3 separate regions of the Homo sapiens genome follow, and regions 1 and 3 are each linked to region 2. The links are chromatin contacts, found by Hi-C or POLR2A ChIA-PET in ENCODE. All regions are on one chromosome and are shown on one strand. Each heading gives the region's core, a stretch centred on a gene start or an enhancer-like site at or near the end of the contact. The rest is flanking DNA. Distances are from core to core; before and after follow the strand shown. Region 1 overlaps JAZF1 (JAZF zinc finger 1). Region 2 overlaps JAZF1 (JAZF zinc finger 1). Region 3 overlaps LOC105375211 (a long non-coding RNA gene).

The links. A loop is a pair of places that touch in the nucleus more often than their neighbours do. ChIA-PET counts read pairs that join two places held with the same protein, here RNA polymerase II (POLR2A). Pooled maps may share reads with other maps.
Region 1: a loop to region 2 is called in a pooled map, with 7 times the contacts of the local background. The contact joins two enhancer-like sites. A Hi-C loop is called at or near these places in 4 of 37 single-sample maps with no recorded cell type and 11 of 50 pooled maps.
Region 3: a loop to region 2 is called in a pooled map, with 2.0 times the contacts of the local background. The contact joins two enhancer-like sites. A Hi-C loop is called at or near these places in 1 of 168 maps with a recorded cell type or tissue (GM12878), 2 of 37 single-sample maps with no recorded cell type and 3 of 50 pooled maps. POLR2A ChIA-PET finds 5 or more read pairs at or near these places in 1 of 52 experiments (OCI-LY7).

What each region holds. Positions count from the first base shown.
Region 1 is chr7:28,040,321-28,044,667 of GRCh38, forward strand. The region is part of intron 1 of JAZF1 (JAZF zinc finger 1); the gene reads right to left. The region is part of intron 2 of LOC105375208 (a long non-coding RNA gene); the gene reads left to right. Among named protein-coding and RNA genes, the nearest start is that of JAZF1-AS1, 140 kb to the right of the region's middle. Within about 2 kb of position 1,336, at least 4 of the 41 ENCODE cell types and tissues checked have a DNase peak (open chromatin) inside an H3K27ac peak, as active enhancers do.
Region 2 is chr7:27,899,688-27,904,069 of GRCh38, forward strand. The region is part of intron 2 of JAZF1 (JAZF zinc finger 1); the gene reads right to left. Among named protein-coding and RNA genes, the nearest start is that of TAX1BP1-AS1, 160 kb to the left of the region's middle. Within about 2 kb of position 1,449, at least 9 of the 41 ENCODE cell types and tissues checked have a DNase peak (open chromatin) inside an H3K27ac peak, as active enhancers do; they include OCI-LY7, where a contact is called at or near this core.
Region 3 is chr7:27,695,745-27,700,038 of GRCh38, forward strand. The region is part of intron 2 of LOC105375211 (a long non-coding RNA gene); the gene reads left to right. Among named protein-coding and RNA genes, the nearest start is that of HIBADH, 35 kb to the left of the region's middle. Within about 2 kb of position 2,292, at least 11 of the 41 ENCODE cell types and tissues checked have a DNase peak (open chromatin) inside an H3K27ac peak, as active enhancers do; they include OCI-LY7, where a contact is called at or near this core.

The sequences.
Region 1 (4,347 bases), core at 86-2,585, 140 kb after region 2:
GCAAGGTCCTGTTCTTGTGCAGTTTACAATCTAGATGGGAAAATAACAAACAACAAATATGTAAGAAAATATCGAAGAGAGATGAGTACTATAAAGAAAATTAAAGAGTAATGTAATCAAGAGTGACTGGTAAGGCCTCTGTGAAGAGGAAGAACTTATGTCAAGTCCTAAATGATCAGCAGTTGGCTACACAAAGTCTGGGGGTAAACATCTCAGAGAGAGGGATACACGGTGCCACAGTGGGGAGGTGGGAATGAGCCAGACAGGTGTGAGGAGGAGGAAGGCAGCCATAGAGTCTAGGCCACCCGGCAGATGAGGGTGTCGGGGTGTAGAAGTGTGTTTGGTGGGATCAAGAGTTGTATTTTGGACATATGGAGTTTTAGATACCCACTTAAAAGAATGGTATGATAAAACACTAATGTACAGCAATTCCATGATCGCCCAGAGTTAAGAGAGGAATTGGGAATGGAATTCAGAGATGGATGCCAGTGACTGCAGCGACGTAAGGTAGAAGACCACAATTCTCTAACAAGCTTTATCCCAAGAATCACTTTAGATATTCCATTTAATCGGCTAATATTTAATTTAATATGCCCCAAATTCAACATAGCAGACACTATGTTCCTTAATGTTCTATTAAGGAAAGGAAGAAGACCCATCTAGAAACCACAGAGATTATTTCTATTACATAGATAACACAGTGTGCTCTCAAAGACACAAATTCTTTCAGAAATGCATATAAATGGGTGCCCTAGATATATGTGGCAAAATTTTTTAAAAATTAAAATGTGTGTAATCAGAGAGAGTATTTGGAGAACGTAAGAGCAAAAGGCTTTCTAGGGGTGGTTCACAACACAAATAACTATTGTTTACCTGGAGAATGTGTGTTTGAGCCCAGTTCTGTGCATGTCTGCATGGGTGTGAGTGCACGAGTGTGTATGATTTGATATTGCTGACGGTGGAGGGAGGGAAGTTCACCCTCTTTCCAAGTCAGATTGCCCAAATGATTATACCTCCTTGCTTGGGATGCTTTGAGCTTGACTTTAGATGGATAAATAGTTTATAATTTGGTATAAGCTATTTTTTAAAAGGTGACATTTTTTAAAAGGTATGGGAAAAATGAAACTAGACATCTTGCTATGCAAATTTCTGAGGCAGCACAGAATTCCATGGCCACATCTACTTCCCAAGACACAGCCTTCCAGAAGCCAGTGAGATATCACCGCTTCTTGTGCCTCTTTACTTTCCAAGACATGTTTGTGTCTGAGCCTCATCAGCCTAAGGGCAAGACCTACATACTTCAGATGATTTGCATTGATGGGTTATGACTATAATACATACCAGAGTTAACAATCTTGATTCCAAGTCTCCTTGACTACATTTGGGAAAGGGCCACCTTACTTTTTATTAATAAATCTTCAGAGAATTCCCCTGTACGCAGCTGTCTGAGATACTCATCTTGAGTATCTCAGAAACAGTATTTCTCATACCCACAAATGCTACTCATGACTAAGTTCTCTAAGAAACTGGCAGGGAGTCATTTCCACAACTGTTTGACTTTCAAAGAATGGCTCCTTTCTACTCCTGTAGGAGGAGATCAAGCCGAACTGGGCACCAAGGATCTAGATCACCCTATGAAGTGCTGCCCTCAAACACATTCTCTGTACAGTCACAGATGGTGGGGTCACCCAAGGAAAATAAAGCCCTGGGTGCCTAAAAGAGGCAGCCCTCTTGGGGAAGCACAGAAGTAAACAGTGACAACCAAGAGGAAGAATGTGCTGAAAGCACACAGGATAGGTTTTGAAGGATCAATAGGAGTTCGTTAAGAGGGCTGAGAGATGGTGACAATATTTCAAAGAGATGGAGCCAACTGTGACAGAAAGAGGCAAGGTGGAGTGTGATGTGTGGAACAAGTAGCCCCATCTGATTACCGTGCAGGGTGTGGGGAGGGAAGGGGAGACTACTGCCAGCTCCATTCAGAAAGACCTTAGAGTTCCTGCTAGAGTGGGACAATTGCCCTGAAGGAAATGGAGAAGCACAGAAGAATTCTGAGTCTGAGGGGGAGCTGGGGGGAGTTGGGTTCCTGACATGATCAAGTTTTAGAAAGACCACTGGAAATGGCAGCAGCTGAAGAATGGATGGGTTAAGGCTGGGGAGGTGTGAAGACTAAAGCCAAAGCAGAAAGCAAATTAATTTATGTTAAAAACCAAAGTAACAACTGTCCTTTAACCAACTGCTTGGCAGGAGGGATTGTTTTTAAAACATTGTTGTCTTGGTTGTCTCCTATGCACTATAACATATAGACATGTACTGCAGAACAACATTTTGGTCAATGATGGAACACTTACGTGATGGTGGTCCCATAAGGTTGTAATGCTGTATTTTTACTGTACCTTTTCTATGTTTAGATACACAAATACCATTGTGTTATAATCACCTACAGTATTCAGTACAGTAACATACTATATGGGTTTGTAGCCTAGAAGCAATAGGCTATAGCATATAGCCTAGGTGTGTAGCAGGCTCTACCATATAGGTTTTTGTAAGTACACTCTTATGATGTTCAGGTAATGATGAAATCACCTAACAATGCATTTCTCAGAACATAGTTTCTCAGAAAGTATTCCCATTGTTAAGTGATATATGACTGTATTCTACTAAGTACGTGTGCTTTGCCTACCTGACAGTCTCCTGCTGTACTATGATCCTGCAAAAATGTAAGACAGATTTGAAACTGCTGCAAAAGATGCATATGATCTGAGCATCACTAGGGAGTATATGGGAATACTGAATGAGGATTCACATTAACAGGTGAAGCTAAGTCTGTAACAATGAACTGTGACATAAGGAGGCAAGGTAGAGTACTAGGAAGCCAATAAACTGGCGAGCCAATGGCCTTATACAAAAGATGGCTGCTTGTTAATGGTGGACCACTAGCTCTCTTTCTCCAAGAACATGAGCTCTTTGGTTGCAAGAATGCCAACTGTTGTGAGTCTGTTTTTTTCTGTGACCTATCACCTGCATCTTTCGGCTCAAGTGTTGCCTCTTCTGAGAGCCAGAGCGTGAACTACCCTCCCCTAAGCTCGTCATGTTCCACCCACCTTACGGCCCCAACATTTTCTTGGGGGCTACTTTTTATTCATATTTGTGCTCTCCTGGCCTAGACAAGGGCTGGATACATGAGTTGGTGTTTGTTTTCAGAAACACTGTGAGTTAAACGTTGCTCTAAAATTATTACACAGCCATTGTAGAAAACTGGCAGATCCTCACAAAGTTGAACGTAGAATTACCATATGACGGGCAATTCCACTCTTAGGTAAATACCCAAGAGAGTGGATACAATTGTTCAAAGACTTGAACATAAATGTTCAAAGCAGCATTATCCATAGTAGCCAGAATGGAAACAACCCAAGTGTCCATTGACTGATGAATGGGTAAACAAAATGTAGTATATTCTTACAGTGGTATATTATTCAGCCATAAAAAAAAAAGATGTACTGATGCATGCTACAATATGGATGAACCTTGAAAACATTATGTTAAGTGAAAGAAACAAGACACAAGAGGCCAGATATAGTATGATTCAACTTAGAGGAAAAATCCAGAAAAAGCAGATCCATAGAGGCAGAAAGCAGGTTACCGGTTACCAGGAGCAAGGGGGAGGGTGGAGTAGGAAGAGACTGCTTAATGGGTTTGAGGTTTCTTTTGGGGTGATGAAAATGTTCTGAAGTTATACAGTGCCGATGGTTGTACATTACTGTAAATGTACTAAAAACCATTAAATGGTACCCTTTAAAATGTTTAAATGGTGAATAGTACGCTATGTGAACTTCACCTCTACTAAAAAAAATGCATCAAATATATCTCATCTCACTGAAGACCATAAAATATATCTCATCTCTTCTTAGCTAGTAAGTGTCCATCTGTCCTTCCTTCCTTCCTCTCAACATTCCTCTCTTCCTCATTCCTTCCTCCATTCCCAGCTTGCTATGAACCTTGAACAAAGGCAAGCAAAGTCTTCACCTGCAAAATGGGAACTGCATGAAGATGATGATCATACAATTTTCTCTGCTCTAGCATCTGACAGATAATTTGCTGGGATGCTGCAGTTCCTATGGACTGGACATCCCATAGTAGACAGCAGGTACAGGGATGAGTGATCCCCTTCCTCCCAACTGTCTGCACTGTCCTAGCTGATGAGGTGATATGCCAAAAATTTTAAGAGTCTGCCCACCTTCTTTGAAAGTTCAGCAAGACAGTGGGAGTTACAAAGAAAGCTAATAACCTATTCTTCTAAGGAAAAAAAAATCCCACAAAATGTATTTTTCTTTAGTTTTTAATTAAAAA
Region 2 (4,382 bases), core at 199-2,698:
AGTGTTAGGATTATAGGTGTGAGCCACTGCGCCTGACTCACTTGGGTTTTAGAGCAGGAAGGAACCTTGGTTAAGTCAGATCATCAGGTCCAGCCCCCTCATTTGTTACAGTAACTGTGAACTGAGGTGGTGTGACCTGTTTGAGGTCATTTAGGATAGTGGCAGAGCTGGCATCAGGGCCCAGTCAAGCCTGGGGATGCTGTCATGGTTTTCACAGTTGAAAGTGTTCAGGGAGCTGGAGCATGGGGACTGGGGAAATGCAGTGAGAACTCCTCTGGCGGTTTACATGGGGGCAGTGGGCAGCTGGGAGAACAAAAGGCTCATCCTCTCAATGTCAGTCCATCCTGCTGTGTGGGACCACTGGGCTCCCCGGTTGTGGCAGGGGAGGTCTCTGGAATTGTAGCCCCACTGGGCTACGATCTGGGAAAGGCTGGCTGTGCCCACCTCCCAGAATTCTCTCTGCTTTGCAATGGTGACACTGCTCTGATCTGGCAGCCGCCGTGTGCTGGAGCTGGCTCATACTGGGTTGTGAAAGCTGACTTAAATTTTCAGGGATTTGGTGAGTCTGTTGTTAAACACAGCCGTTATTAAAAACTAAATGACGTAAATAATTAAATCAAGTGCTTTGTTAAAAACAAGGATATTTAACTCAAGGCTCATCACTTATTTTATTGAATTTTAATATTATCTATATTCTTGTTATTTACATTAACATTTTATCTATTTGGTAGAATTATTTATAACTATATTCTGTATAATGCAAAGTAACCTACTCTGTGTTCAGTAACATGTGGGTAGCTTGAAATTGGCTATGGCAGGAGTATTTACACCACAGAAACTGGCAATAACACAAATTGAGACTTTTTTCCTCCCCAAGTCAGTTCAACATTTGCCAGTACACCTTCTAGTGATTATTATTTTTTAATGTGGGGAAAAAAAAGCATTTGAACCGGGCTTCTTGCCTACTCACTAAAGGAATTAATCAGGGAAGGAACGAAGAATGAATAAGAAAGTCTTCTTTTTTAAAATTGTAAAAAGTAATATATCTCAGTAAAGAACATTTACAGAACATTTTTTATGGATTTGTGACTTATGTTTAAAAAGTTTTTTAATTGACCAACACACAGGTTAGGAAAAGAAATGAAATAAAGGTATTTTTTAAAATTATGGAATATATATGCAAATCAATATATACATTTCCACACATAAAGATTTTAATAAAATAGAAATCCGTGTACCTACCATTCAGCTTATGAAAAGAATTTTTGATGTTTCCTGTGTAAAAACTTTTTTTTTTTTTTTCTAAGAGACGTATTACCCAGATAAAACTATGGTTGATATTTTAGGGTTTTTCCTTCTAACATTTTTCTACACGTAGAGAACACTGAATATTTCTTAAAGAAAAAAAGTCACTTGAGACTCTTTCACTCACTGTTGACTAACAGCCTGAAAATCTGCGGTCAGGCAAAGCAGTGTTTTCATTTTGAAACTGAAACTGCTGTAAGATTAATTTCAACTTCCCTACAAATCAGAAATGTCTAAGTTACTTTAATTTAATATGGTCATTTGTAGCAATATTTGTTATTGCTAGGGGAAGTACATATTCCTTAAGTAAATTTTCAAGACTCCATTATAAATCTTTTAAATCCTCAGACCACAATGTTCATTCAGTCTGACATGCTCAACGTGGAAACATGAATATAACTCCACAGGGGGAAAATGTCAACTGCTGGTCCAGGGAGACTAGTTTCAACCACAAACTCAGGAAATGTACACTATTTGCTGGAACCTGGGCAGAGACTCCATTGCCACCTCACTCCATGGCCAAAACACCTGAGTCTAAGTGACCTGCTGGGGAAAAAAATCACTTGGCTTTCACTGGATCAGAGAACTCAGAAACTGAAGTGACCACTTGAAACTGCAGTCTCAGAAAAAACTGAAAACTCCAAGATGTGTGGTGTGATGTGGCTGTGATTATGAGACTCTGGAGAGGACACATGGTCCAGAGGCCTGCACTGCATGTCGCCAGGAGGCTTGTTCTGGGGCAAAGAAACTGGTGGCCTCCGGGAGTCACTGTATTCACTTTTGTGGTCCTAGTTTTTCTACCTGTTAAAATTGAGATTTGGTTTTATGGATATATGGAATACATCACTGCTAGGGTCCTTCCCAGTTCTAACAGTGAATGATTCCAGCAATAGCACTGTGCAGTATTTTTCAAACTTTGTTTTGACTTCAACCCATTATAAGAAACGTATCTCACGGTGCGACCTGGTGCGCTCACATGTATAAATAGGCCTGCAACCTGCAATTTTGAGATCTCCAAAGCTCTGAAACCTGAAATTTTTTAAAAATAAAGTTTGGCACTAAAACATCATTGGAAGGCAAACTAACCTGACTGGGTGAAAGGCTACTTACAGATTTTATTGTATTTACTGAAAATATTCATGTGTTTCACTGTATAAATATTAATGTACGTGATTATATGGGGCTGCCCCAGACCCTAATGGGGGTATTATGTAATATGAAGTATTTCTACTATATTATCTTTATGAAATCTAAAAAATTATGAATAATGAAACATTTCTGGACTCAAGGACAAGACATTTTAATATAAATATCTGAAACAGAAATTTCACAAAACAATCTTTACTACATGTGATATACTCTGTCATTTTCCTGTTCTATTTCATTTTAACAAAATATGATGGTCATGACCACCACATTGACTTCTTGACCCCCTGGGAGGTCATGGTCTGGAGTCTGAATATATTAGTGTAGCAGTTAAGAGGGTGGGCTTTGGAGGTAGACTGTCTAGATTCAAATCCCTGATCCATGCCCTGCTAGCTGTGTGATGACATTGGGCAAGTTACCTACCTAGCCTTTCGGTGCTGCCATTTTCTCATCTATAAATGGTGACAATGACAGGTCCGACCAAGGGTTGTGGTGAGGATTAAGTAAGTTAATATTCATAAAGCACTTAGAACAGGGCCTGACACTTCGTGCTTAACAAATGTCAGGTTCCTGGTTCATAAAAGAAGTGATTAACATGCTGGGCACGGTGGCTCACGCCTGTAATCCCAGCACTTTGGGAGGCCGAGATGGGCAGATCACAAGGTCAGGAGATCGAGACCATCTTGGCTAACACAGTGAAACCCCATCTCTACTAAAAATACAAAAAATTAGCCAGGCATGGCAGCATGTGCCTGTAGTCCCAGCTACTCAGGAGGCTGAGGCAGGAGAATGGCGTGAACCTGGGAGGCGGAGCCTGCAGTGAGCCGAGATCGCGCCACTGCACTCCAGCCTGGGCGACAGAGCGAGACTCCGTCTTAAAAAAAAAAAAAAAAAAAAAAAGAAGTGACTAACACTTGTACTGGAAATCTTAACTCGCAAACCTTTCACCTTCTGCCATCTACACTAGCATTTGGTTACTTTGGGGCACGGAATATTAGGATTTTAAATACTGCCATCATGAGTTTTGCTGATTCTGAAAGCAAAGAGCCACCTTTACTGATTCTGCAGGCATTAATGTTATTTTTATTTATTTTTTGGCTCACTCTGTCGCCCAGGCTGGAATGCAGTAGCATGATCATGGCTCACTAGCAGCCGTGTGATTTTCTCATGTCAGCCTCCTGAGTAGCTGGGACTACAGGCGTTCACCACCACATCTGGATAATTTTTTGTACTTTTTGTAAAGATGGGGTTTTACCATGTTGCCCAGGCTAGTTTTGAACTCCTGGGATCAAGCAATCTGCCCACTTTGGTCTCCCAAAGTGTTGGGATTACAGGCGTGAGCCACTGTGCCCGGCCCAGGCATCTATTAAATTGCAATGGTATCTATTAAATGGCAATCACAGGCAAATTCAAGAAGACAGATACAATAACTACTCATGAACAGAAAAAGAAGGTTCCTCTCATTAGACAACACGCTGGGGCCCATCTATAAACTCATACACCTCTTCTTACTTCCTGGCCTTGATTTCTAGAGTAGAACAAAATTATAGAGGGTCTTTCCAGCAGGACAGGCAACAGGAGACCCTCCATGCCATGAGCTGCTGGACTGACATCCTTCCATCCAGCTAAGGGCTGTTCTCTGCTTGGCAGATTCATCAAGTTGCACAAGGCTCTGACTTCGTCTGCTAGCAGACCCTCTGTAGAACATCACATCCAACTATGCTTCATTTGAAGTTCAAAAGCTTTGTTCTGCCTTTTCAATGGCCCTTTGGGCATTGCCATTTTTCAGCAAAAACAAGCTTTTGAGAAAAGCTGTGGGGAGTTGGCAGATGGGCCCTGAGATTCCAAGCACTCCCAAATCTGGTAATTCATTGCTCCAGATGATGGTATTTCTGACATGACAATCTAACCTTCTGAAGGACAGTCTAACA
Region 3 (4,294 bases), core at 1,042-3,541, 200 kb before region 2:
TCTTGCCAAAACTGGATTTTACAAGGAAGAGCATAGATGGGCCTAGGAGAAGGTTCAGGAGCCTGACTAAAATTTGGTCAAGCAAAGCATCTTTGTCAAAAGACATCTCCAAGTTCCAAAATGAGAAGCTTAAAATGGGATTTGAAATATGTCTCTATGTACACATGGAGAAATAAGAAACATGATAAATTTATGTATTTTCTTTTAGAGAAGTTTGTGATATATTAAGTAAAAATAGTAAATTGTGGATTCACATTTATAATTCTATTTCACAGAAAACAAACTCAAAAATCAATCTGTGTGTGTGTGAGATGAGCAAATTATATAGGCTAGATTATACTATATAATTTGTGAAATGATACATGTTGGTCATTTAACATGTGAGCCTTAGATGGCAGAGACAGAATATATACATAAAATAGTTTTTTGGCTTTTTAAAAGAGACAGGGTCTTGCTGTGTTGTCCAGGCTAACTGGAACCCCTAGACTCAAGTAGTCCTCCTATCTTAGGCTCTTAAGTAGCTGGGACCACAGGCATGTGCCAGGAAAAATTGTTTTTTTAAAATATAACTTTGTATAATCTCAGTTGTTACAACTAGCCTGTATTATTTTTATAGTTTGAAAATCCCCAAATTAAGGGAAGTATAAAAAAAATTACATGACTAAGTTTAACATAGTTTCTAGATTCAATAGTAAATTTCATACTGATTCAGGATTCATTTGTAAATTTTCTAAATTTCATCTAATTATAAAAATATTAAATATTCATTTAAGAAATACTGAACAACAGAAAATCACACAAGTACAAAGAAAATAGGTAACACCAATAATTCCAACTCTTAGAGATAAATATTATGAACATTAATATTTTGGTGTAATTATTTCTGGTCTTTTTTTTTCTATGTATGCTATGTGTGTGTTTGTATATTTAAAACAAAAATTAAAAAAAAATACTTTCTATACCCCACTGTTTTTGAAACCCAACAAAGGTTTTCCAAAAAATCAAATATCTTTTTTTTTTGAGATGGAGTCTCGCTCTGTCGCCCAGGCTGGAGTGCAGTGGCGCAATCTCGGCTCACTGTAAGCTCCGCCTCCCGGGTTCATGCCATTCTCCTGCCTCAGCCTCCGGAGTAGCTGGGACTACAGGCGCCCGCCACCACACCCAGCTAATTTTTTGTATTTTTAGTAGAGACGGGGTTTCACTGTGTTAGCCAGGATGATCTCGATCTTCTGACCTCATGATCCGCCTGCCTCAGCCTCCCAAAGTGCTGGGATTACAGGCGTGAGCCACCGCGCCCGGCCTCAAACATCTTTCTTTAGCAGCAGTGTAGTGACTATACTGCACACTGTAAGGGCAAGGATTATATTTGACTAAAATGAAACGGTGATTTAAACACAAAAGCAGGCAGTTTAGGGATGGTGTGGTGGTTCCTTGACGTCAAGGCTGACTGTAATTGTGGGGCCCAGTGCAAAATGAAAATGTGGGGGCCCCTGTTCAAAAATTTAAAAAGTGTTTCATTAAGAGTACTGAAACATAGGCTGAGCGTGGTGGCTCATGCCTGTAATCCCGGCACTTTGGGAGGCCTAGGCGGGCAGATCACCTGAGGTCAGGAGTTCAAGACCGGCCTGGCGAACATGGTGAAAGCCCGTCTCTACAAAAATACAAAAATTAGCTGGGCATGATGGCAGGTGCCTGTAATCCCAGCTACTTGGGAGGCTGAGGCAGCACAATCGCTTGAGCCTGAGAGGCGGAGGTTGCAAACAAACAAAAAAAGAGTACTGAAATATAAAGATTTTTCTTTTCTACTGGGACCTCTCTCTTGACTTGCCCTGGTGTTTTTTTAAAATTTCCTATTGTTGATCTAAGTAACAAAAAATACGTAAAAACGTAAATTGATAGCATGAATTTTACCCTTCATCTTTATATTAAGCAATGCTAGTTTTAAATGCAAATATAAGAACATTTAATGTGTGTACATGAGATCACCGAAATCACATAATTCATATTTTATAATATGTGTGTGCATTTGTACTTTGTTCTTAACCAGAAGAATGAAAATGTTGCACAAAATGAAATTAACTGTTTTTATTTCACTTCTTGATACAAGCAGCTTCTACCAACACTTTCTACCTTTGGCTTACTGATAAGTAAGGAAGGACTGAAATTAAAAGGAACTATGGGCTGTCTAACTTCCCTTTTCCTTCTATGTTATTATTTTCAGGGTAAGTTGTTGACTACTACAGGGAAGTAACATAAGTAAGAAATGACACAACAGGATTCCTTGATTGTTTATGTTCCTAGAAATGCCACTGCCTTCTTTCTGCATAGCAAGTTCTAGTTCAGATGGAAAGTGTGGCCTCTTGGGGCCATCAGTACTCCAATTAATTAGTCATAGATCTAACACATTTTCCTTGTACACTCTGAGTCTCATTGAACTCTCACTCATTGTGGGGCCTCCGGAATTCAGAGCTCATGAGACTACATGCAAATAGGGCAACAAGAAACAGCAGACGTGCTGATTGTGTGTAACTTCTCTTTTCACACACATGCTTCCTTGTTCTACTAGACTTTATGTAGAAAGCACAACCTCAGGCTCGGTGTGGTGACTCATGCCTGCAATCACAGCACTTTGGGAGGCCAAGGCAGGCAGATCACTTGAGCTCAGGTGTTTGAGACCAGCCTGGGCAATGTGGCAAAACCCTGTGTCTTCAAGAAATAAAAAAATAAAAATAAAACAAAACAAAACAAACGGACGTGGACGCACATGCCTGTAGTCCCAGCTACTTTGGAGGCTGAGGAGAGAGGATCACTTGAGCTCAGGAGGCAGAGGCTGCAGTGAGACTGCACTGCAGCCTGGGCCATAGAGGGAAATCCAGTCTCAAAAAACAAAACAAAACCAAAAAATATAACATCAAAGATGACAGTTATTAAAAGTTTCAAGGTAGCAATAATAGAGCATTGAACCACATGTGAGGCCCTTCTGAGCAGAGGTCCTTGTATGACTGCACACTCCAAATCTTCCAGGATTTGGTCTTCTTTATCTTTTTCCTCCTTCATATGAGGGTCTCCAACCTCAAGGTCACTTCATGGTCCAAGCTGACTGTTGAAGTTCAACATCAGCAAAAGGGGTGCAAAGAAGTCTCCCCTTTGGGCTGAATCAGCTCTCTAGAGGGAGACTTCGCAGAAGCCCAGCTCTGCTTTCATCTCATTAGCCAGAACTTAGTGATGGGACTACACTTAACTCTAAGGACAGCTGGAAAATGTAGTCTTTTTGCTGGATACATGGCCACCCAGCAAGAAATAAGGCTTTTACTAAGAAATAAAGGTGAATGGATATGGGTAGGCAACTAACAGTCCCTGCCATACCAAGTGAAAAAAATATTTAAGCAAACCTTAATTTTTATTTACAAAAATCAGGTTGTATCTGATTTTTCACCATTATCGACATTACTTGCAAACTTTTCAATTGTGTCTTGCTCTAAATTTTTAAAAAACACATCCCTAAATACCAAGTACACTTCTTTGGAATAATTTTCTGTTTATTAAATCAAATTAAATAATTTGTATTTAATTAAGCTTGCAACAATAACAGTTGAGTTCTTTTTAAAAAGGAGGGCAATTGAATGTTTATATTGATATTTAGTCCTGACATAAGCTTGACCTTGTGGGTCAAGGAATAGATGGCTAAGATAAAGATATGTTAAATTATGATTTTCTTTCTTTCTCTTTCTTTCTTTCCTTTCTTTCTTTCCTTTCTTCTTTTTTGAGACAGTCTCCCTCTGTTGCCTAGCTGGAGTGCACTGGCACAATCTTTGCTCACTGCAACCTCTGTTTCCCCGGTTCAAGCGATTCTCATGCCTCAGCCTCCCTAGAAGCTGGGACTACAGGCACGTGCCACCACACCCAGCTAATTTTTTTGTATTTTTAGTAGAGATGGGGTTTCGCCATATTGGCCAGGCTGGTCTCAAACTCCTCACCTCAAGTGATCTGCCTGCCTTGGCCTCCCAAAGTGCTGGGATTTCAGGCGTAAGCCACCATGCCTGGCCTAAATTATGATTTTCTATTCTTGTACAGTATTGCTAATTAATGTGTGACTACATTACATAAATAAAGCAAAAGTGATGTAAGCAGCTTCTGAAGGTTGCTGATTTTTTAAAGATCATTTATGTCTACTTAAATCAATCTACTGCCAATATCTGGATGCATTGTATCATCTTGCATTAATGTTATCTACTTGAAGCATTCCAGATGACTAAATTTAAATGAGAAATAGCTATTGTTCATTTCTGCATTA